Regions from separate parts of the Mus musculus genome. Here all the other regions are linked to region 1. The links are chromatin loops, found by intact Hi-C in ENCODE. Cell type or tissue: heart. All regions are shown on one strand.

Region 1 (8,000 bases):
CTCCAGGCATTGGTAGAAATGGCCTGGATTCTCAAGACATCTGGCCCCATTCTCTCTGGGCTAAGAACACAACACAAACCTCAGTGTGTGTCTGCCCTGGTGTCCACCTTTCCTTCCCTGCCCCCACCTGCTGCCTTAGCTCTGTTCTTCACTCTTCCTCAGCAGACTATATTCCCTGGGGTTCCTGTAAGTTGCCCAATAGGTTTTCAGTCAGACTGATCTCCAAAGGACCAATAGGAGACTGGCTGGAAGGCACAGGGAGAAACCAGGTCCCCCTCTGCATCCTCAATACCACCCGCATCCCCTCTCCACACACCACACACACACACACACACACACACACACACACACACACACACACACACACGCACCAGGCTGCATCTCCTCTGTCCTGTAGCTCCCCCCTGGACAACCATACCCTAGTTCTAACTCCTGCATGGATGTGCTCTGGGTACCCAGGCCCCTACCCTATGCCCCTGAGCCCTAGCAGCAGGGGCAGCTTCTGGCTGTGGCTAGCTCTGAGTTGCTTCTCTGTCTCTTATTGGCTCCCAAGCTGTTGTATTCTTTGTATATTCAATCTTCCCTTTTTAAGTCGAATGCCTCCTGCTTAAAATGTGTAGGACGCTTTCATCTTCCTGGCATAACAGTCATGACTTTGGCTGAACACAAGATACCCTGGTTTCTCTTACCTGCCCCCCTTTTTAAATTTAGCTTCCTGTTTTGAAGCAAGGTTTCATTTAGGTCAGTGTTGAATTTGCTTAGTGACTGAAGATAACCTTGAACTCCTGATCTTTTCCTCAGTTTCCTCATCAGGAAAATAGCTCATATAGGCTTTTCTAGCTGCAAGGATAAACTGTCCCTGATACTACCAGGGAAAGCAGGGACTTCTTTTGAGGTTGCTCTATAGAAACAACAGCTAATTTTTATCAATTGTGTACAGTGTCGCTGGGTCTTATTTTTACTTTAATCTTGATAAACATCTATGATGAGTGTGTTAATTCTTCTAGTTTTCAGATAAAATGTCAGAGCCCAGAGAGGTTGAATCATTTGCTTAAAATCACACAGCTGCTAGATAAGAGAAGGTGTGATTTGAACCCCAGATTCCATGTGTTTTAGCCAGTATCCTGAGCATGTTCACTGGTGAACTTCATTGATAAAGTGTACGAATGTAAATGTCTCTCCCCTCCACTAGCTCATAGCTTAGCCGGAGAGAAAGGCTTGCTAGTTACTAAGCACAATACCCCGTGGTATATGCTAAACATTCCTTTGTGTGCTTTTTCATTCATTCAATTCAGTCCTTCAGCAAACAACGGGCACCAATTATATACCAGTTACATACTAACCCAGGTACTAAGGACTGGACAGAAGACACCTGGTCATTTGCAGGGTCCTCAAGCTACAAAGTATAGAGCGATGTGAGAAGAAGTGTCTGTGTTTACTCCTCTATAGCAGAAGGCTTTCCATTAGGACATATTTGAGTTTGCTTCTTGCTTCATTATTTTCTTGCTGTGTGTCCTTTGGCAGATCACTTAACCCCTCTGTGCTTGTTCAAATGGGTTCATAAGTGTGATGCCTACGGAAGATCTTCATGTGAGAACAGAACTGGACATGGAATGCAAACGCCCTGGCAGGAGACCAGGGCTCATTAACTGTGATTTGTTGGTGGAGGATAGTGATTCTCCACAAACACCAGCGACACAGGATCGTTCTAAACACCAAGTTCCTCTGTGGCAAGTTTTGCTCTGCTGCCAACTATTTGTGGCGCTTCAAGTCTCAGATGATCAAATCGGCACTAAGGGACCCAGACAACAGATCTGTTAGAAGACCAAAGGGAGCTTGGCTTCCAGGGGCTCAGGGGAGGCAGAGGGAACCCTGGTTATCCGGCTCCTGTCAACCCTCTGGCCTTGATGTGCCCAGCCCTGCCTGGCTCCAGGTCTGTCATGCCTGGATAGTTTTAAAGAGCTGTAGCACTTTCTAATGTAGACAGTGTCATCTGTCCGTGCACACACTTGGATGAGCCACACTGAAAGCTGTTTGTCTTTCCTCTATCAACGCCATTCTATTTTTGTCCATTTCCCCCAGGAAGTATACAGATGAGCTCTCGAGGAGCCCTGATGTTTTCCTTGAAACCCCAGCCTATCTGTATATGACTGGCCTGCTGGGGTGCTCACAGGCAGTCCTTGGGGATGACCCAGCACAGCTCCAGAATTTTCTCCCAAGCCTGATGCCCTTACCAACCTTCCTGCCTTCCTTCACTCTGCACCACACTAGAGAACTAATTCCAGTCTTATTGTCCACACCAAAGCATGAAAAACATGGTGTGGTACGACACAGCTGTAATCCCAGCAAGGAGGGAGCCTAAGGCAAGGAAGGGAACCTGAGTTCGAGACCAGACTGGGCTACGAAGTGAGATCCTATTTCAAAAGAATAAAAATACAGGGAGTGAAAGTCAGAACATGAAACCAACAAATGTTTGTGTGCGCCTGCCTGCATGTGTGTGTGTATGATGTGTATGTATGTGTTTGCGTGTGCACATGTGTGTGCATAGGTCAGAAGCTGACTTCAGGTCATTTCCTGAGTCACTCTCCACCTTTTAAAAAACGTTGTAAAGATTATTTTGTTTTATTTTTCTGTGTTCATGAATGTTTACCCTGTGTGTATGTCTGTGTACCATGTGCATACCGTGGCGCTTGAGGAAACCGGAAGAGTCAATCAGACCCTCTAGAACTGGAGTTATAAAATGTTTTGAGCTGCCATGTGGGTGCTGGGAATTGAACACAGATCCTCTGCAAGAGGATGGAACTAATGCTTCAGCCCCCCCTCCCCCTCCCCCTCCCCCTCCCCCTCCCCCTCCCCCTCTTCCTCCTTCAACAGGGTCTCTCACTGAACTCGAAGCTTGCCAGTTCAGCCTGGCTGGTCACCCAAGTCTAGGGATTTACCTGTGTCTGCCCCCCTTTGCCCTCAGCACTGGGTTACAAATAGATGCTCACCACGCCTGGCTTTTATATGGGTGCTGCATATCCTAGATCTTCAAGTTCACCCAACAAAACAAGCAGGCACTTTCCCCAGTGAGCCATCTCCCCTGCCCTCAACCACTTCAAAGGCGACAGTTCAGTGGCACTGCATGAGGCCGCCATCTTGCATAAACATGACCTCTAGCATTTTCATGTCACCTGAAGTACTTGCTCTCTTTGTAGCCCACAGGCTCCTGGTGACCCATAACCCTGCAGTGTCTCTGTGTGTGTCTTACCCAGTCTGCGTGTTTCACTGAGTAGAAGCCCTTCTGTGTGGCCTTCTGCGTCTGACTTCCCTTGGCAAGGTGTTCTGAGATCCGAGCGTGCTGTGGCACGTCCTTTGCTTTGTTCTGTTTGTCAGTTGAATCACTCTGGAGGCAAGCCGGGCGCCTGTCTTTTGTATCTCCCAGCCAACAGCCAGCTAATCCAGCTGGCTCTGCCTTCAAGGTATTTTTAGAATGGAGTCACCTCCCATCCTCTCTGCTGCTGATGCCTGGTCCCTACTCATTCACACTCATCTGCATTATTACATTTGTGTTATGTGTGCATTTGTGTGTGCATGGGCATGTGGCGTGTGTACATATGTGTGTGGGTGTGCATGTGCCATGGTGTGCATGTGGAGGTCACGTGTTCTCTCTTCCTACCATGTCGATCTTGGGGACTGAACGCTGTCTTGGCAGCAGGCACCTTTACCTGCCGAGCCATGTTGCTAGCCCCTTTCTTTACCTTACTTTTGAAGACAAGGTCTCTCACTGAACCTGGAGTCCACTGGCCAGCAAGCCCCTGGGGTCCTCCTGTCTCTATGCCCCAGTGCTGGGGTGACAGGTGTGTGCTGCTTGTGACACAGGTGCTGAGGATGGGATTCGGGTTCCCATGTTTCCATAGCAACGCTCCATCGGCACAGTTCTCCCTTGGCCTCCGGTCACTGCACCTTGCACCTTCTGTCTGCCCAGCCTGCCCCACCCCCATCTGCCTCCAACACTTTCTGCATTACTTCTGTCTCCACCCAGAATCCAGATGGAAGACCCCAAGCCACACCCTTTCCTTCTCTGCTGGAACCACTCCAGTGCCCACAAACATCTCACCCACCATCAAACATGCCCTATGGTGTCCCCAGTACTCCAGTCCTGTCCTCTTGTGGTCATCTGGCCACTTAGGCTGATATCCTTAATATCAAAATACATGAATATTTCTTTATTTTCAATATATTAAAGGTTTACTTTACGTGTATGAGTGTTTTGCCTGCATGAATATATGTATAACAGGTGTGTGCCAGATGCCAGCACAGGTCAGAAGAGGCCCCTGGATCCCCTGGGACTGTATTTATGGTTGGTATGAACAGTGTTGGTGCTGTAAACTGAACCTGAGTCCTTTGAAAGAGCAACAGGTGCTCTTGACTGCTTTGCCACCTCTCCAGTCCACACCTCCTTTAACTTTTTGTTCTCACGTTCTTTCTGAACATTCTTCCACAGAGATAGCTAAGTGTTTAGTTTCAGTCAAGTCTTTGACTAAATGTTCCCTAACCAGGTGGAACTTTTAAGTTGTGCCCCCCCCCATGCTTCTTAGTCTGCTTCTCCAATAGGCTTTCTTCAGACCACTGCTACCCTAGTCAACATACTTCCTGTGCATTTCCTTGTGGCCTCCCCTCCTAGAATTTAAGTCACCATGGGTGAGGACTTCATGATGTTTGGAGGCACTGCTGTGTACTCACTTGCCTTAGCCAAGACCAGTGTTTGCCTGGTGTGTAGGAAGCGAATGATAAGCATTTGATAAAGTCATGAATTTGGATCTTCCATTCTTTCGTTCATTAGCGTGCGTGGTAGTGCAGGTCTGTAAATTCCAGCACTTGAGAGCTAAGACAGGAGGAACATGAGTTTGAGGCCAGCTTGGGTTACACAGAAAGAACCTGTCGCAAAACCTCAAATCAGGAACTGGGGAGATGGTGCAGTTGGTAAGGCGATTGTTGTGTAATCCCCAGGACCTGGGTTTGAATCCCTAGCACCCACACAAAAAACTGGGTGTGCTGACATGCACCTGTAACCCTAGTGCTGGGGAGGTGGAGAGAGGGGGAGCCCTAGGGTTTGCTGGCAAGCTTGTCTTGCCAAAGCAGGTCCAGTAAGAGACTCTGTCTCAAAAAAAAAAAAAAAGTGAAAGATGACTGAAGAAAACTCAGACATTGACCTCTGGTCTCCACACATGTATGCACACCTACATGGACACACACACACACACACACACACACACACACACACACACACTTCCTCTTACACATGTCAAAGCAAACTCGAGAAGCTCCTCAAATCCCAACCTTTGTTTGTCATGCCCCATGACTGTTGAGAATGGCGCCACATGTCATGCCACATGTCATGGGGCCGTGCTCTCAATCGGGCTGCCCATGTTTCTGTCCCCACCTCCCCTCTCTGTCCTGTCTTTGAGGTCAGTTCTTGACTTCCTTGATGCCAAAAGTGATAGGTACTTTGCCGTCCTTCATTTTTGTTGCCTCTTTATTTTACACGGTTGAACTTCCGTGATGCTGTGTGGTTGGAATGTTCATCCCTCCCTCAGAGCTCATGTATTGGAAATGGAACCCCCAGATCATATGTCAATGGTATTTAGAGGTGGGGCTTTGGGTAGGTAATTAGGATTAGATGAGGTCATGGAGGTGGGGCTGTGGTGGCGTGGACAAAGAGGAAGAGAGGCCCGAGTTACAGTTCCTGTCCTGTCTGTCACCATGGAATACTTCTGCCAGGTTCTGATGCAGTAAAAAGCCCTTCCCCAGATGTTGGCAGATGCCAGAGCCATGACTTTGGACTTCTAAGCCTCCAGCCATGAAACCGATAAACTTCTGGTCTTTACAAATTACCCACTGTCTGGCATTTTGCTGTAACACCAGAAAGCGAGGTGACACACATTTCTATGACATCACAGCCTCATTTGCTCTTGTCCTTAAGTGCTGGCACTGCGTGTTCTGTACCTGTCGCCTACCCTCATTCCCTACCTCGATGACCACCACATGGGTATTCCATGATGATCTGTTCTTGACCCTCTTCTGTCTTTCTTCCTCTCCCTGCAGTGCGCTCATGGTCTCTCATGACTGTCACCAGCCTAAACCTTGATTTGATTCCAGACCCATGTGTAACTGACTTGCTGCTTGCTTTCTCTAACTGTCCAGGCGGTCGCACAGACTCAGCCAGTGCAAAGGGAAACTCAGTCTGCCTGTAAACAGCAGAGTGCTGTTCTGTCCAAGGTGTCAAGGACTCGGGTGACTCCCCCGGGTTATCACCATGCTGCTGGGCATCCAGTTTACTTGGGATCCTGTACACCCCATGTCCTGGTGTCTGTCACTCCTACAGTTCAGACCACTATTTTCTCAACAGCCTGTCTTCTGTCATCTTCTTCAGTTCCCCGAATCTTTTTTCTATACAGCAGATTGAATTCCCCCCTCCCCCTCTTTTCCTCCAAGATATGGTCTCTCTCCTGAGCCCTTGCTGTCCTGGAACTTACTGAGTTGCCTCTGCCTTCCTAGTGCTGGGATTAAAGGCCTGTGCCAATCACCTCATGCTACCTGGCCTCAGAACTCTATCTAAAAGACAAATTTGGTCAGAATTTTGAAGTTTCTGTGGCTTTAGGTACTATTTTTGTTTAGTTTATCTATCTTAGTCTTTCTTTCTTTGTTTCTTTCTTTCTTTCTTCCTTCCTTTCTTTCTATTTATTTATTTTTTGAGACAGAGTCTCATTGTGTATCCCAGGCTGGCCTGGAATCCACTATGAAACTCTTGCTGACCTTGAAATTGTGGCAATTCTCCTGCCTCAACCTCTCAATGGCTGGTATTACATCTCTGAGATAAATTCTCTAGCCCAGTTGACAGTTGCCCTCCTGAGGCAGCTCTGGAGTTTCACCAGCATCCTGGTTTGCCTCTGCCCTCTAGAAAAAGATGGAACTCCCTTCTTTTCAGCATCCCAAGACTGTGGATAGTTGGCCCGTCTGTCAGTTCTTCCTGACCCCTCTCCCATCCTGCAACTAATTCCCATGTCACCTCCAGTGTCAGTGCAGTATCCCTCCAACAAGAGGCCTTTCCCTTCTTCCTCCTAGTCTTGTAATGACATTCTTTCTCCCCACCACGGTGGGAACACTGTGTAGCAAGAGCCTCTCTAGTTGTCCACTCACCTGACTGAGCTATGGGAGGACAAGGCTCAGGGCTGCTTCACCTCAGCCGGATTGAGCTCACACCTGGCCTGTAGCAGCCGCTGAGCAAATATTTGTGGAATTGTTTTTGTGGTTGCTGTACTCTCTGGTTCTGAGTGCCTGTTTTGGTAACCTGCCCAGGACTGAATTCCTCCTACTTCTCTGCAATGGTCCCGTTCTCTCTGAACACCCAGGCCCGCCTGTGAAACCCGGGAGCTGATGACACAGCTCCTGCAGCCGATCCACCTGCTGGAATTCCCAGTATTGCCAGTGTTCCCAGCCTGGGCCTCCACCCACCCGGCAGGATCACAGATGCTCCCCAATGGCTGGGTGTGCTGTCTGCTGTTTGTACGTCACATATCTACCTATGGATCAGGGTGCGGGAGTAACAGATACCTGTGCCTGGCTTTTATGTGAGTTCTGGGAATCCAGACTCAAGCCCTCATGCTTGCACAAGTGCTATTGACTGAGCCTCTCTCCGCTCCTAAAAGGCAGCTTTAGAAGAACATGTCAGAGACTGGACGTGGGAGTTTGGGCATGGGGGAGTCAGTGTGAGGAATGCATTTCTTACACATTTGAATGGTATAGCCAACAAATAATGTTCCTCTCCCCAAGATATCCACTCTAGCTCCTCTAAAGGGACCATGCAGATGTAACTGAACTAAGGACTCAGGAACGAGATTATTCTGGATTATCTAGATGTTGACGTGATGTCTGAATAGCAAAGAGGCAGAGGACCAGAGGAGGGAAGCGGACGCTGCCTTGGAAGCAGAGACTGACGCTTCGCTGGGGTTGAATGG
Region 2 (8,000 bases), 110 kb after region 1:
CTGGTGCCTAGTGAAATGTCCCTCCTGCATAGAGTACAAGTCAGGCAGGGTGTCACTGGCTAATGACATCTCCCACAACTTTCCAGCAGCGGTTATAGATCTTGTTCTGACCATGTTTTCCCTGCCCCTCTCCCATGCTGCGTTCTTATAAGTGAACTGATTTCTGTTTCATTTCTCCCTATCGCGGTCAGTAGCACCTGGTGTCACATCAGCCCCGTGACTGCTGGCCTCTCCATACTTACAGGCACCATGCCATTTGACCTGATTTTACCTAATTTAGAAAAGGCATCTTGATTCAATGGTAGCCTTTGGGGTGAGTATTGGAAAATGAATGAACACATTCACATGTGTGTGTTGCATCTCAGCTGCAGAAACAGCATGCCGTGAGTTCATTTTAGCTATGTACTGTACATTGCACATTAGATCACTCTACCGTGTATAGAATCACCAGCCTCATAATTATGTAATCTCTGTATATAAATATACAGTAGCTTATATATTTCAACAGTTATGTGAGGTAGATATACTGCTGTTATCTCTGTATCAGAGAGGTGGAGTGACTTCCTAAGGATACACAGCATGGCTCCTATGTCTACGTGGGGTCTGCAATCAAGTCAAGGATTTTGATGGCCCCATCAATTTTTTTCTTTTTCTTTTTCAAGATGATGAATAAAATAATGGAGTTTATAAAATGTCGTTTTCAGACATATGTGTCATTAAACTTTGTTTCAATTTGCCCCTTCCCTCATTGCACCTGCTGGGCCCCTTTCTCCTCCCAAATATTCCCCCCTTTTTTCTGCTTTCATGACACACACATTTCTGTTCTCGACCCCCCCCTTTACAACCTCTGTCTACTCGCTCACGGTCCCCCTTTTCATTCCTCTCGCTCTCTCACTTAAATCTAAGTTTTACATAAGAGAGAAAACCTCTTTTTGAGAGTGGCTTAGTTTGCTTAACCTAACGATGTCACCATCAAGTTCTCTAGGCAGGATTCTGGGCCACCAGGCTTAGTTTTCTTCCAAACTGAATCAATGGAACGTGGTCCAAAATTGGGGGAAGGTTGGGGGGCAAGGCTCTCAAGTTTACAATGCTTGTGGGTTTAAGGATTATACATAGTACTAAAGAAGGAAGCACAAGAGCATAGCACAAGAGAACAGAGGCCAGGGGCAGCCGACCACGCCCAGTAACCTGCCCTACCCACAGACTTACATGATTTTTTTCTAGGTTGAGAAAAACTGTCTCTTACTGACAAAATTATTAGCTCCCTGGCAAGCAGTGTGATTTACCTTATTTATTTTGAATGTTGTCATCCTTTTAAAAAAAAAATGCCGTGGAGCATGGTAACACACACCTTGGATCCCAGTACTCAAATGGCAGAGGTAAGAGGATCTCTGTGAGTTTAAGTCACCTTGGTCTATCTATCAAATTATCAAGTTTTAGGCCATCCAAGGCTATGTAATAAGACTCTGTCACAAAGAAAAAGAAAAAGAAAAAAGAAAAAGAGGAAGGAAGGAAGGAAGGAAGGAAGGAAGAGAAAGAAAGAAAGAAAGAAAGAAAGAAAGAAAGAAAGAAAGAGAGAAAGAAAGAAAGAAAAGAAAAGAAATGGGTCCCTCTGTCAGATGTTTGCCAAAAGGTGAATTCTGGATTCTTGGGGTTCCCACTCATCTCGTCCGCAGAGGACCAGCCAGTCATGCGAGAGGAGACTCCAGAATGTTCACATAAATATTTCAACTCTAAGGCAAAACAAGATTGTAGCTCTACTAGATTATGGGCCTTGATTCAACCCGGTGCTGTTAGAGGACTTTGAAGCTGATACGCTCAGAACTCATCTCAAAGGTTAGCTCACAGAATGCGCTCTACAGTCTTCCCAGGTAGATATCATCATTTCCCTATTACACAAATGAAACAGAGACACACAGATAGACTAAGTAGCTTGCCCAAGGTCATAATAGAAAGTGTCCGGGCTAGGATTTGAACCCAAGAACACATACTAGTTGTGTTATTGCTTAAATAATGATAGTGGTTTCAGGCGACAGCTGCTGCAGAATGATGGCAGACGTCAGTTACAGCTACACCGTGCCCAGGGTTCCTATTCCAACATTTGCACCTAATTTAATTCTCACTACAGACTAAATGAGGTGTTATTACTATCCCCATCCCACAGAGATGCAAATGGAGGTGTAAAGAAGTTAGGTAATCTGCCCAAGGCCACACAGTATGAAAGAACGAACGAATTCTTCGAAATTCCAGGTCCCCGTTTTTCTTCCTGACACTTCTCTATTCCCTCACCTGCCCCCGAACCTTGCCTCTGTCCCTGTCAGGAAACTGAAGCTTGGCGAGGAGTGACAGTTTGCAAGGCTCTGTTCATCCTAGAACTTGGGCACAAAAGCCTGGGTTCGGGCAATGTTTTGATTCCCGCCATGCCACGGTGCTATTCGGAAATAGGTTGAACCTCCGAAGCCAGGACTCAAGGCCCTGGGACCGAGCTACCCCCACTGACTCGCTGCAGTCTGGGAAGCGACCTGGCGCGTAGTTTTGCGGCAAAAGCCGTCTGCTTCGTGCCAGCTATCGCAACGCTGCAGTCAAGGGCTCCACTTTCAATCAGCCCGCTTCAAGTGCTTGATTCTTTCTGCAGCAGGCACCTCTAAAGAAAAACTTTCCCGCGACTGAAAGAACAGTCGCTGTCAAACGCATGCTCTTCAAGTGGGGTGAGCTAGGCAGAGAAGATCCGAGATGCGCTCCTCCCACGCACACCGGCTCAGAAACGCCTGTCGCTCAGCTCTTGTATCACAAGCCAAGCTCTGGATGTCTCAGCATCCCGCCACCCGTGGACAGAATAATCTTTTTCTTGGAAGCCACCACGCCCTGTGGCTGCTCACGTACCTGGAACCCCGGAATCGAACTGACCCGACGCGGCTGGGCTTACCTTTCTGAACTGAAGGGTCACGGCTGGCCTGTGTACAGTCTGGAGACGCTCCTCTTCTTCTGGCCTCATAAAGCCAAGCATCTCCAAGTGGCACGGCCAGGAGCGCCAGTGGGTCAGGCTCAGACCCCGCCCCTAGAGTTTCCTCCCCACTCAAACTCCGCCCACACCTGCCCAGGTGTTTTCCCCGGGCCACCCCCGACTTGTCTTAGCCCGGAGAAGGCCGCGACCCCGCAGTGCCATCTGCTGTCCAGAGTCAGCTCCGCGCCTCAACCCGGGCTGCGCTGCTTCTCGTGGTGGCACCGTGCAAGCTTGCTGCCTCCCAGAGGCCACTCTGCAACCTGCATTCCCGCTGGGTCACAGCCCCAGAGTACTTTGTAGAGTCACCTCATTTGCCTCATTCTGACCCAGGTCGCAGGAGGTCTCTTATCTCAGTTCCAGAAGACATTCCACACAGCCTCTTATCCCTCACCCTTCCGACCTGGTCAGGATACGCAGTTGCTTCGGCATCATCTAGAGTTCTGCTGTGGGCAACAGGAGCTATTTAAACAGATCATTTATTCTTTGGGCCTGTCATTGTCTTTCCATAGGGACTCACACAAATTGACTATTAAAAATAAGTTTAGACCGCTGAAACTGTGAGGGATCCAAGATAGGTATTCAAGTTGTAATCCCCTTGAGCTGGGAAGAAACATGGCCCCACAAAAGACAGCGTGTCACTAAGTATTCAAACATTTTAGACATAAACGTGTTCATATCCACCTACAGACCTTGTTAAAACGCAGGTTCTTGAGTTGAGGATGTAGCTCAGTTGGTAGAGTGCTTGTTTAACATAACCAAAGTCCTGGGGTTGATCCCCACTATCATATAAACTGGATGTGGTGGCTCACGCTTACTGTGCTAGATCTGGGGTTGAGGGTGAGACAAGAGGCTCAGAAGCACGAGACCTTCCTCAGCTACATAGCGAATTTGAGTCCAGCCTGTGCTCTATTTCATCAGGGGGGCATGGGTCTCAGACGTCTGGACCTCTGGCTTCCCATGAGATGCCTCTTTTGCCTGACCAAAGATCACAACTTTTGGTGGGTAGAAACATGTCAAGCATTATTGACCATCAACGTAAAGAAAAAAATCCCCTAAAATCCCTAAGCAGTATTTCTTGCAATCAATGCTCACGGTGAAGAATTAACAAAGCAATCCACCTCCCTCCCTAAATAAGTTAGTAGAATCATTGTGCTGGCTAGTTTGTTGCTAACATGAGTTAACATGTTAACTCGGTGGAAGAGTTTCAGAAAATGCCTCCACAAGATTTTCCTGTAGGCAAGCCTGTGGTGTATTTTCTTGGTTGATGACTGATGGGGGAGGGTCCAGCTCACTGTGGGTGGTGCCATCCCTGGATTGGAAGGAAGTCTGGGTGCCACAAGAAAGCAAGGGAGCAAGACGTGAGGAGTAAGCCAATAAAAAGCACTCCTCCATGGCCTCTGCTGCAGTTCTTGGCTCCATGTTCCTTCCCTGCTTGAGTTCCTGCCCTGATATCCCTTAGTGATGAGCTGTTATCTGGTGGTGTAAGCTTAAATAAACCCTTTCCTCTCCAAGTTGCTTTTGGTTGTGGTAGTTTATCATACTAGAAAACCTACCTGACAATTATTATTTGGAATATATACATATATACATGCACATGTATCCGTTACATATTAAATGTGATGAGGGTTTTATTTTTAAATTTAGATTTATTTTTTAAAGTGTGTGTGTGTGTGTCAGAGAGAGAGAGAGAGAGAGAGAGAGAGGGAGAGAGAGAGAGAGAGAGAGAGAGAGAGAGAATATTCACATGAGTTCAGGTTCCTGCAGAAGTCAGAAAAGGCATAGAATCCTTTGTAGTTATAAGTGGTAGGAAACTACCTGATATGGGTGCTGGGAATCAAACTTGGGTGGTCTACATGAGCAGTGCATGGCCTTAAATACTGAGCCAACTCTCCAGTCTGAAAGTTTTAAATATACACTGTTTCTAGATATATTGAGGTTTTTTTTATATAAAATGACATTACATGGTCTGTTCTTATATTACAGAAGAGCCCTGTCTTCCATCTTCTGAGGTATGGGGGCAGCTTTTTAAGCCCCTAGGCACATGTACTTAAGCCCATCAAATTATTTACTTGCTCAGTTCATTGCTATGTAAATGGTCTCTAAGTATTTACTAATATAAATTATTCCTTATATAAAATCTTGTGTATATCTCTAATTAGGTCCTCAGAATAAATTTCTGTTAATGGAATTTCCCCATGTTAATGTACTCGGTCAGTGTAGTTCACATACCAAAAGGGATAGTAGAGGTATAAAATAGTATATACACCATAATAATAGTAGATTCTGTATAACTGTCATATAAGTATGTGTTAAAACATACATGTATTTAAGAATATATGTATTCAAAAGAGGTTATTTCTCAAGATAGGTTCACAAGTGTTTTTACCCATCTTTGTTATTTTGTTTTGTATGTGGATATGTGTTAGCGAGGCAGAATGGGTCACACTTATAGTCAGTGTTTTGGAGGAGGCTAAGGCAAGAGAACCGCCATGAATCTAAGGCCACCTGGAACTACAGAGCAAGTTCCAGGCCAGAAACACAACAACAACAACAAAAAACTTATTTTAAGAACTAAAGGCTACAATGAAAGGATGTCTGTGCTACTTTTTTATTGCTGGGATAAAGCACCATAGCCCAGGCAAGTTACGGAAAAAAGTAGTTTATTGGGGCTTATACCTTCAGAGGCAAGTCCATGGCCATCATAGTGGAGAGCCAACGTCGGCAGGAAAGCATGTCTCCTGAGTAGTAGCTGAGAACTCACATCTTGGGACAATCACCACCAGGAGGCAGTGATAGCTACTTGGGAATGGCATGGGCCTTTGAAACCTCAAAGCCCACCCTGTAACACAGCTCTACCAACAAGGCCACACCTCCTAATCCTTTCCAAATTCTGGGGACCAAGTATTCAAGTATATAAACCTGTGGACATGCGCACACAGGCAGGCAGGCAGGCAGGCAGGCAGGCAGGCAGGCATGTGCTAGCCAAAGTACACAGTGGGAGTCAGAGGACAGCTTTCAGAAATAGGTTTTCTCCTTCCACCATGTGGATCCTGGGAACTGAACTCAGATGGTCAGGTTTGGTAGCACATGCCCTTAGTTGCTGAGCCCACTTTCCTTTGGTACTCACCAATATCAACAGTCTCACAGAGGTCCTTCATGCCCCTGGCTTCTCTGATCTCATGGGTCACCTTCCCTAAAATCAATACCACCTGAAACTCTTTTCTACAATAGATATAGAGGTTTGAGGTAAGTGTCAGGGTCTCAAGAGATTACAGGAACTATGAGGAGATCCAACACTGCTGGAGAATCAGAAGCAACGCAAAGGTGTGTAAGGTTGCTTAGACAAGGGTTTTGACATGAGTGTGGAAACTCTGTTGGATAAGGAAGCTTGCTCCCAAGCTGGCTTCTTCCTTGCTCTAGAACAATGAATGGCCTTTGGTTCTTGTGAACATCGTCTTGTGTCCGAAGGATGAGAGCAAGTTTATCTGTTCAATCTTGTTCTTTGATGAAGTCTCTTTTAGAAACTGATTGCTGGGGAGTCAGGATCGGGGTCTTTGATTTTTAAAGTATGTTCTTATTTATTCTATTTTATGGGCATGAAAGTATTGCCTGCAACTATGTCTGTAACCACATGTATAGCTGTACTACGGAGGTCAGATGAGGAGAGTATCAGATCCTCTGGAACTAAAGTTACAGACAGTTGTAAGCCACCATATGAGTGCTTGGGACTGAAACCCAGGTCCTCTGGAAGAGCAACAACTTCTCTTAGCCACTAAGATATCTCTCTAGTCCCTTATTTATTTTGTGTATGTGGACACTTAAGTGCTATCTGGAACATGTGTGGAGGTCATATTACAATTTTCAGAATGGGTTCTCTTCTTCTGCCATGTGGACCCCAGGGAACAAACCCAGGTTATCAGGGTTGGCCGTAGGTGCCCTCACATGCTGAGCCATCTCACCAGCTCTGCTGGACTGGGGCCTTCAGATTCATCATGTGGATGCTGCTTCACCCGCAGGAGGCAGGCTTTAGGCAATCAGCACCGTGGACAGCAACCAGGCAGCTTCCAGCTTCTTCGGACTTTTATGCTGAGGGTCTCTAAACAGTTGCTGGTCACCACAAAATGGCATTCACAATTTGAACATGAATTCGATGAGAAGGATGAAGGGGCTGAACTGACACCCTCCAGTCAGCCTATCAAGTCAATATAAATAAAGTCAACCACAGCTAAACTGCCTATATAACTAGAAATATGCGATCATATTTCTTTCGCTTGGGTTGTCTGTCTGTCTGTCTGTCTGTCTGTTTTGAGACAGGGTTTCTCTGTGTAGCCCTCAATGTCCTAGAACCCACACACTGTCCTCAAACTCAGAGATCAGTCTGCATCTGTTTCCTGAATGCTAGGGCTAAAGGTGTGTGCCACCACCACCTGGCTGTGCCATCAGTTCTTAACTCTCCGTGCTATTTAATGACCTATAGAGTTGCCACACATGGATTGCCAATACTGAATGACCTCCCCAAGGTAAAATGTAGAAATTTGTTGCTGAAAGTCTCTGGTGTAACATTCTCATCAACTAATCCACGCATGACTATATACAGTTGATTTGCTTACCGGGAACTCAAAAGGACCTGGAGCACAACTCACTCCTGAATAAAGTTTACATAATATATTTTCTTGGCAAGCAATATCATTATCTTATAGATGCACTTTAGTGCCATCTTTTCATAGGGGTAGGCATTGCAAGCAGCGAGTGCGTGAATAAAAAATAAAACTGCAGCAGCAACAACAACAAACCCAGTGTTGATAGTGAGACTATAAAAGGAACATTTGCATATAGTATGAGAGTTGATGACAAGATGACCCCCTTTTTGCCCTCTGTCAGGAGAATGCATACTGCTCTGTGCATCTCCCTATGAGTACCTCAGTACTGGGTTTAGAGTTACACTTCAGAGGTTAAAAGAATTTGCAAATATGGAAGTTGTGGGTAATGAGAATTG
Region 3 (8,000 bases), 130 kb before region 1:
AGTCAACCATCAGCATCAACCTGACCCAGGACCTTCAGGTGACCAGAAAGAATGAAGGACACAGGGGTGGTAGCCACAGGGGTGGTAGCATGTGTCTGTAATCCCAACCCTTGGGAAACTCTTCCTTTTTAAAGACTTATTTATTTTATATATATGAGTACACTTTAGCTTTCCAAAAGTATACACATGTACTAAGGGAAACCACGAGATAGGTTGTTTTCCTTGGTAGAAAGGAAGAAGACTGTGGCAAGCAAATAGAAGCTAAACTCATGCAGTGCTTGACAGGTGTACTGTCACTGAGTACTGCCACAGAGCACTGCTACTGAATACTGCCACAGAGCACTGTCACTGAACACTCTCACTGAACACTGCTGCTAAGCACTGCCACTGAGCACTGTCACTGAGCACTCTCACTGAACACTGCTGCTAAGCACTGTCACTGAGCACTCTCACTGAACACTGCTGCTAAGCACTGCCACTGAGCACTCTCACTGAACACTGCTGCTAAGCACTGCCACTGAGCACTGCCACAGAGCACTGTCACTGAGCACTGCCACTGAGCACTGTCGCCTGTCGCTAAGTACTGCCTTGGAGGATTTTGTTTGTTTTAACATTTATTTTTCTTTGTGTGTGTGTGTGTGTGTGTGTGTGTGTGTGTGATCATGATGCACTCATGCGCATGATCAGATGCACACAGAGGCCAGGATGGTTTTCAGATCCTTTGGAGCTACAGTTATGGACCCCATCCAAATTCTCTCCTCTGATAGAGCTGTAATTGTTCTTAGACTTTGAGCAGTCATTTGCTGTTGTGTCAGCCCCCGGGTTCTTTTTTGCTGTTGTATGTATGTATGTATGTATGTATGTATGTTTGCTTTGCTTTTGACACATGGTTTCTTTGGGTAACCCTGGCTACTCTGGAGCTCATTCTGTAGACCAGGCTGGCCTCAGATCCACAGAGATCCACCTGCTTCTGCTCCACTGTGCTGGAACTAAAGGCGTGCATCATCACTGTCCAGCATAGTTCTTGTTTCTTTGAGTCATTCTATTGTAATACAGGCAGGCCTGGAACTCCTTATATAGCCTAAGATAGCATCACTTTTCCCAGTAATCCTTCTGCCTCAGCTTCTTAAGGGTTGGGCTTACTGGCACACAATAAATACCACATCTGTGTCCTTCATTCTTTTTTTTTTTATTATTATTTTTTGTTTGTTTGTTTTTTCAAGACAGGGTTTCTCTGTAGTCCTGGTTGTCCTGGAACTCACTCTGTAGACCAGGTTGGCCTTGAACTCAGAAATTCGCCTGCCTCTGCCTCCCAGGTGCTGGGATTAAAGGCGTGCGCCACCACGCCCAGCCCTTCATTCTTTTTGTTGGTCTTGGGTCAAGTTGATGTTGGTTGCTCATTTCTGATGTCATGGTCTGGTTGAGGTCACCTCGCTGACCCCAGCTTTGCCACACGTTCCCGGCAGTTTCTTAAAGCTGATTGGTAATGCTATCTGGGAAGTCTCTTTTCTGTTCCCATGTGTGATGATCTCCCACTGTACCAGCGCCAGTTTCCACTGCTTGTACACATTGCCACTCTTGAATTTTCGCGGCAGAAACAAGTCTCCAGGCCCTCCAGAACATGCCCAAAGTGCTCCGTGATGTGGAAGCCCTGAAGCAGGAGGCGTCTTTCCTGAAAGAGCAAATGATTCTTGTCAAAGAGGACATTAAAAAGTTTGAGCAGGACACGTCACAGTCCATGCAGGTACTTTGGCTTCTGTCCCCGTTGTGGGTCTTTCTGTTCTGCAGGTGATCTGGCTCACGGGGATTTAGAACTCAGAACTCTCCCCGGAGCTCAGGTCACCTTGGCACCTAACTTATCTTCTCAGCCAATGAGTGGGGTGAAGGGTAAGAAGACTCTCAAACCACTGTTTCAGGGTGGTGTGGGCAGAGACAAGGGGACCATGGCTTGACTGCGCACATGGTCTCTCTTTCAGGTGCTGGTAGAGATTGACCAGGTGAAGTCCAGGATGCAGCTTGCTGCGGAATCTCTTCAGGAAGCTGACAAGTGGAGCACGCTGAGTGCTGATATTGAGGAGACCTTCAAAACTCAAGTACGTCTCTTTACAGGGCACAGTGTACCAGGCATTTACAGAGGAGCTTGGGGCTTGGTGTCAGTAGCAGCGGACAGAAGCATTGGGCTGTCCTAGGGGGAGGCTAGCCCTGAGTATATCCACCCTCCTAAGGAAGCCCAGGAGACAGGCACAGACAGAGAAGATGGGCTGAGTGTGACTTTGGCAAGTTACTTCACTCCTCAGGGGCTGCAAAAGTGGAAAACAGTAATAGCTTTGAAACCTGCTTGCAAGTGTGCAGAGGAGTGATGTGATTTGAAGAACTCCCAGAAAACAAAACAAACTACAACCCCAACTCTCCAAGCCCCTAACTTCTCTTCTGTACACACTTAACCAGTTGTTCTCCAGCTGTCCCCCCACCTTGCCCACAAACAGCACCATGCATGGTGTGAGTACCCGATAGCCCTCTTCCCCTCCAGTCTCTCTCCCTCTGAAACTCCTTAGTAGCTGTGGCTGGCCCTTCTGAAGTCTTCCAAGCATTGGAGGTTTCTTTTCTTTTTTTCTTTTCTCTTCTTTTCTCTTTTTCTTTTCTCTCCTTCTCTAGTTGTTTTAAAGAATTTATTTATTTATTTATTTATTTATTTATTATTTTATGTGCATGTTTTGTTTGTTTGTTTTTTGATTTGCCTGTATGTATATCTGTGCACTGCATGCTTGCCTAGTCCGTCAGAGGCTGGAAGAGAGCATTGGCGATGGAGCTGTGTTGTAGATGTATCAGCTGGGATGGGGCTCCTCCACGACTTTGTATTTTGGTTACTTGTGGTTTTCTACAACAGTCTCTGTCTGTTGCAAAGAGAAGGTTCCTTGATGAGGGGTAAGGATTACACAGGTGGGTGTTAGGACAGATGTTTAGACTGTAGCTCTTCTTGATCATCTTTGTTTCTGTCTGTAAAATGGGAACATGTATAGGCTCCTGTCAGTATCGCTATGAGGATTACCCTTGTGGGAGGGACCCTATAGGCTCTACAGCAGGCAGGGAAAAGTGGATTATGTAGGAATGAAATGCAGATGAGCCCGATTTTGGTAACTGGTGCTGGACCAAGACTTCTTGGAGTCTGACTCAGATCATTTTACTTTAGCCATATTTAAGCACAGCACAATTGTGGAAAAAAGGATTCAGAAAACAATTAACTCAGCCCTGTGAGTACAATGCAGATTAAGACATGTTTACATTGACACTCTTTACAAAGGCCGTGTGGCTTCATCTGCCAAATGGGGTCTTGTTGACTTAGAAACAGTGCTCAAGGCAGGGGTCTAGGGAGAATGCCTGAGGTCGACATGATATCTGGCCCTAGGATAGCACAGAAGTCACTTAGTCATTGTAAAGTACAGTGGCATCTCTCACAGGATGAGTTTCATGGCCTAGAAGTAGAGCTGAAGGTTTTCCGGGGAAGTCTCTGGTAAGCAAACACAATATCCTGGGGATACAGGCAGAGCCTGGCCCAACAGGTAGCGAAGGATTACCAGGCTGGAAACTACATTTCCCCAGCATTCTGGGAGAACTGGCTAGATATCGTCTCCCTTTGGGGAGATCAGCTGTGTGTTTAACTTTCCTGGCTTCTCCAGTGTGTGCACAAGGCCTTTTTGCCTTCTACATACACTGATCTGTGGGTCTGAGGACAAGTGTAGAGAATGTAATTAGGGATGATTCTGGTTTAGTAAAGGGGTGGTTGTAGGTTCTCCTCCAGGATCCTTGACTTCACCAGCCTTGGGTAGTTGGCTAAGTTGCCAGTACCAGGCATGGTTTCCCCTCTTACGTCTCATGAGGGAGGTGTTGGTTACCACAATGTCTTCTCACTACTAGTGCCCACACTCAGGGTTATCAAGCGGTGCTGGTTGTTGTTGTGGTTCATAGGTGTCATAGCTGGGTAGGACGCTTGTTTGTCTCTTTCCCTGGAAACTTCATGAAAGGTAGTGCTCAGAGAGGGGCTTGCAGGTCCTTTTCCAGCTCAGGCTTCTCTGGGCCCTGTGTCTCAAGTGCATGTCGTCTTCAGCAACAGGGACTTACCTTCCACCACTTGGGGGCAGCCAAGGGCAATAGCAGTAACCTGTAATGTTGTCTCTTGGACAAGAACCCTGACCAACAACTGAAAAGAGGGCTTTTCCTGCCTGGTGTTAGGTTTTGTTAAATAGTGTATGGCTCTGGGAGGGAGCATTGTTAGCCCAGATGGGAAGATTTCATTTAATCATATTATGGGTATTTTTACGTAGGTAATAGTTTGATTCATTATGACTTTTCAGACATCTTGACTGCTCTTTTACCCTTCTCTTTCCTTCTTCTGTGTTTATCCCCCCCACCCCCCGTAACTAGAGACACACTCCCCATTTTTCCCATTTCCCCTTCAGATCACTTGCACTCTGCTCTCTCCCTCTCTATTGCTTCTCCCCACCCACTCCCAGTGCGCCCTTCTTACTTTCCTGCTTTCTGCAGTTACTCCAGTACTGGCATCCCTGGTGGCTGACAGTGGCCCGAGAGGAGATGAGGAGTCAGCGAGGGAGGGACATGTCAGATGAGGCGTCTTGCAGCTCTGACTGAGTAGCAATCAGGCTGCTTCTCTATTTACACAGATTTCACAGAGCAAAGACAGATGATAACATTTTGTCTCTGGACATGTGTTTAATTTCTCATTAAATGTCTGGGGTTACAAGTTAGCATGATTAAAAAGTACAAGTAGGACAGATTCTATTTTTATTGTTAGCCCTCTAACTCCATAGAATCTAAAGAACGTTTCTGCCAAAGCCAACACATTTATTGTATGACAACCTGATTTTAGGCTGGCACTCCAGACAAATGGAAAGCATCAGAACCAGGCTTTTTATAAATAGCAAATTCTGTCTTCAGACACCAGAAGAGGCCATCGGGTCCCATTACAATGGTTGTAAGGCACCATGTGGATGTTGGGGATTAAACTCAGGACCTCTGGAAGAGCAGTCAGTGCTCTAATAGCTGAGCCATCTCTCCAGCCTGAAGAGCAAATTATAATAGCTAACTCCTTTACTGTACCCTTCCATCACCTATGCTATAAAGTAGGAAAAGTTATTTTAGTCTATCTCATTTACTGAGTTTTACTCTTCCGGGGGTGTATCTCATATGGCCCCTATCTTTAAACTACATTCAGAGAGCTCTAAGTGTATTATAAAAAGAGACTTAGAATCTGTTACTAATTCTCCTGGGCAGTTAGGATTTGTCAGTCGTCTCTGTTTATCCTGTACCAGTTATAGTGTTAGCATTTGCTTAGGGGCGGATCCCTAAGAAGATTCCTGGACTCAAGGCCTCATAAAGAAATTTCTAGCATCCTAGTGCTTATCTGTGCTCATCACGATCTCCAGGGCATAGGGATCACTTCCAAATAGGCCCAGATAAAGTTGTTTCCCTAAAAGCAGAAGGGAAGTCAGTTTAAGTCTTTCCTTAAAAATCTCAGACATAATTCTCTCAGGAAAAGACATAAAATGAGTCACAATGCAGAAAGTCCCCAAGAACGCAACACGCAGAGATTGAACCTAAACGTGAGAGACAGCAAAAGTGATGGCAGCATTCGGCTCAGCTTGGCTAGGGCTGCGCCAGAAGCTCCGCTGCCCTCTTGACTTTGGCTGTTCCCAGTGGGTGTGGCTGTGTCACTCCAGGAAGTGCGCCACATCTGAGGATCTCAAACTAGGAACCTGGAGTGAGAGAGGATGCGAGGTATGTCTGTCTGAGTCTGGGTCACCCCACGCAGTGTCACCTTTTCTAGTTCCGTCCGATTTCAGCTTCCTTTACAGCTGAACAGTATCCCAGAGTGTATATGTACCACATTTTCATTATCCACTCATAAACTGAAGAGCATTTAGGTGATTTCCACTTTTTGACTGTTGTGAGGAAAGCAGCTGTGAATGTGGCTGAGCAGGTACCTGCGGAATGGGGTAGGAAGTCATGTGGGCGTTATGCCAAGGAGTGATACGATGGCTTGTGGGACTGATTTGGGTTTAGCTTTTTGAGACTTCTCCACACTGATTTCCGTGGTGACTGCAGCATCTGCAGTCCCGTCAACAGTGAGTGAGGACCCCTTTCCCCACATCCTCTGGCATTTGTTGTCCATTTTCTTGTTGATCCTTGCCGTTCTGACTGGTGTGAGATGAAATCTCAAAGTTATTTTGATTTGCATTTCCCTAATACCTAATGATAAACATGTTTGAGATATTTCTTAGCTGTTTTCCACTGTCTTTTGAGAACTTTCTGGTCAAGTTCCAGCCAAGATCTCAAGTGGCCCAGGCTGATCTTGAACGGTTCTTCTGCCTCTACTTGCTCGCATTATGGACATGGACCACCAGACAGCAGAACTCCTCTGATTCTTTTATTTTTACTTTACTTTAGTTTTGTTTTCTGAGACAGGGTCTCAGTGTGTAACCCTAGTTGGCCTGTAACTCATTATATAGACCAGGCTGGCCTCTAACTCACAGAGCTCTGCCTGTGTCTGCCTCCTGAGTGCTGATAGCAAAGGTGTGTGCCACCACTGCCTGGCTTCAGATTATTTCTTTAAGACAGAAAAATACCAAGAAAATACCAAGTTAAAGGATATGATTTCTTGTTTCTGTTAATGCTGGAAATGGAAACCAGGGCCTTAGAACACACTAGGAAAGTACTCTACCACTGAGTGGCATCTCTAGCCCTGTGGGTTTATTTATTTTTATTTACTATTGTGTGTATGTGTGCACGTGCATGCACATAGGCTTTTTTTTTTTTTGTTGTTGTTGTTCTTTTTTGAGACAGGGTTTCTCTGTGTAGCTCTGGCTGTCCTGGAACTCACTTTGTAGACCAGGCTAGCCTCGAACTCAGAAATCCGCCTGCCTCTGCCTCCCAAGTGCTGGGATTAAAGGCATGCATCACCACTGCCTGGCTGCGTGTACCCATGTATGATATGTGAGTGAGTGCCCCTGTACATGCCATGGCATCCATGTATGGAGGGTGCAGGCTACGTGCAGAAGTCTGTTCTCTTTTTCCACTGTAGGTTCTAGAGATCAAACTCAGGATGGTAGGCTTGCACAGCAACTGCTATTACCTGCCGACCTTCACCCCCAGCCTGTGAATATTTTTAAGACTCTTGACCCATTGTTAAGTTGCCTTAAAGTAAGACAATATACATTTACAACTATTCATTGTTGTTTATATATTCATGTGTGTCTGTGTGAGTGGATGTGTTTGTAGCGGTCAGAAGAGTGTGTCAGAATCAGGAGCTAAATCAAGGCTATTGTGAGCCTCTCAGTATGAGTGCTGGGATGGGGGACAGGTCCTCTACTGAGCAGCAGGCCCTCCTAGCCACGAAGCCACTTCCTTAGCCCCAGACACTATGCAGTATGATACCAAACAGATTTTTTTTTTTTGCCTCCTTACCAAAAATAGTCATTTTTGGTACTTTCCCGACTAGAAGAAAATGGTACTTCCTTGTTTTAATTTTTGTTTGTTAAACATAATTTTTATGTACCTTTTTTATTTTTATGAATTACTTTTTTAACTGAAAACTATTTTTTAAATTAAAGTGTGTGTGTGTGTGTGTGTGTGTGTGTGTGTATGTGTGTGTGCGCACGCATGTATACACAGCCCTTGTGTCAGTCAGTGTATACTTGTGGTGGTCAGAGGACAATTTGTAAGAGTTAGTTCTTCCTTTCCATCATGTAGGGTCCTGCAGGGCCAAACTGAGAGCATTGCGCTCGTGTGCTGAACCGTCCTCTAGCCCCAGGAGGTGCCTTCTGGTGTATTTTCTCCATTTCCAGCTGAGGTATGGAGAGTCTTTAAAGTAAACATCTTCTGATTCGTCTGTTTTAGGACATAGCTGTGATTTCTGCAAAGCTGACCGGCATGCAGAACAGCTTGATGATGCTTGTGGATACTCCGGACTACTCTGAAAAGTGTGT

Evidence for each region. Hi-C counts contacts between places; a loop is a spot of excess contacts. Peaks named below come from ENCODE experiments on the same cell type or tissue, not always from the same donor. Only the 100,000 strongest peaks of a DNase experiment are listed, where the experiment ranks them.
Region 2: it touches region 1 in a loop (16-fold over the local background); 5 of 42 quality-filtered maps call a loop at or near these places.
Region 3: it touches region 1 in a loop (4-fold over the local background); 4 of 42 quality-filtered maps call a loop at or near these places.

What each region holds. Positions count from the first base shown.
Region 1 is chr7:121,836,370-121,844,369 of GRCm38, reverse strand. No RefSeq gene overlaps it. Among named protein-coding and RNA genes, the nearest start is that of Scnn1b, 25 kb to the left of the region's middle. In heart, no CTCF peak of the experiment used is centred here; a DNase peak (open chromatin) is centred at 3,369; H3K27ac peaks cover 525 bases.
Region 2 is chr7:121,729,470-121,737,469 of GRCm38, reverse strand. It overlaps Scnn1g (sodium channel, nonvoltage-gated 1 gamma), which reads right to left and starts at 2,991. Exons shown (of 13, transcript NM_011326.3): 1 at 2,927-2,991. In heart, CTCF peaks have their summits at 3,211 (motif pointing left) and 7,024; a DNase peak (open chromatin) is centred at 3,159; H3K4me3 peaks cover 1,215 bases; H3K27me3 peaks cover 2,713 bases.
Region 3 is chr7:121,971,360-121,979,359 of GRCm38, reverse strand. It overlaps Cog7 (component of oligomeric golgi complex 7), which reads left to right. Exons shown (of 17, transcript NM_001033318.3): 2 at 1,596-1,744; 3 at 1,977-2,093; 4 at 7,912-8,000. Among named protein-coding and RNA genes, the nearest start is that of Cog7, 6.3 kb to the left of the region's middle. In heart, a CTCF peak has its summit at 4,125 (motif pointing right); no DNase peak of the experiment used is centred here.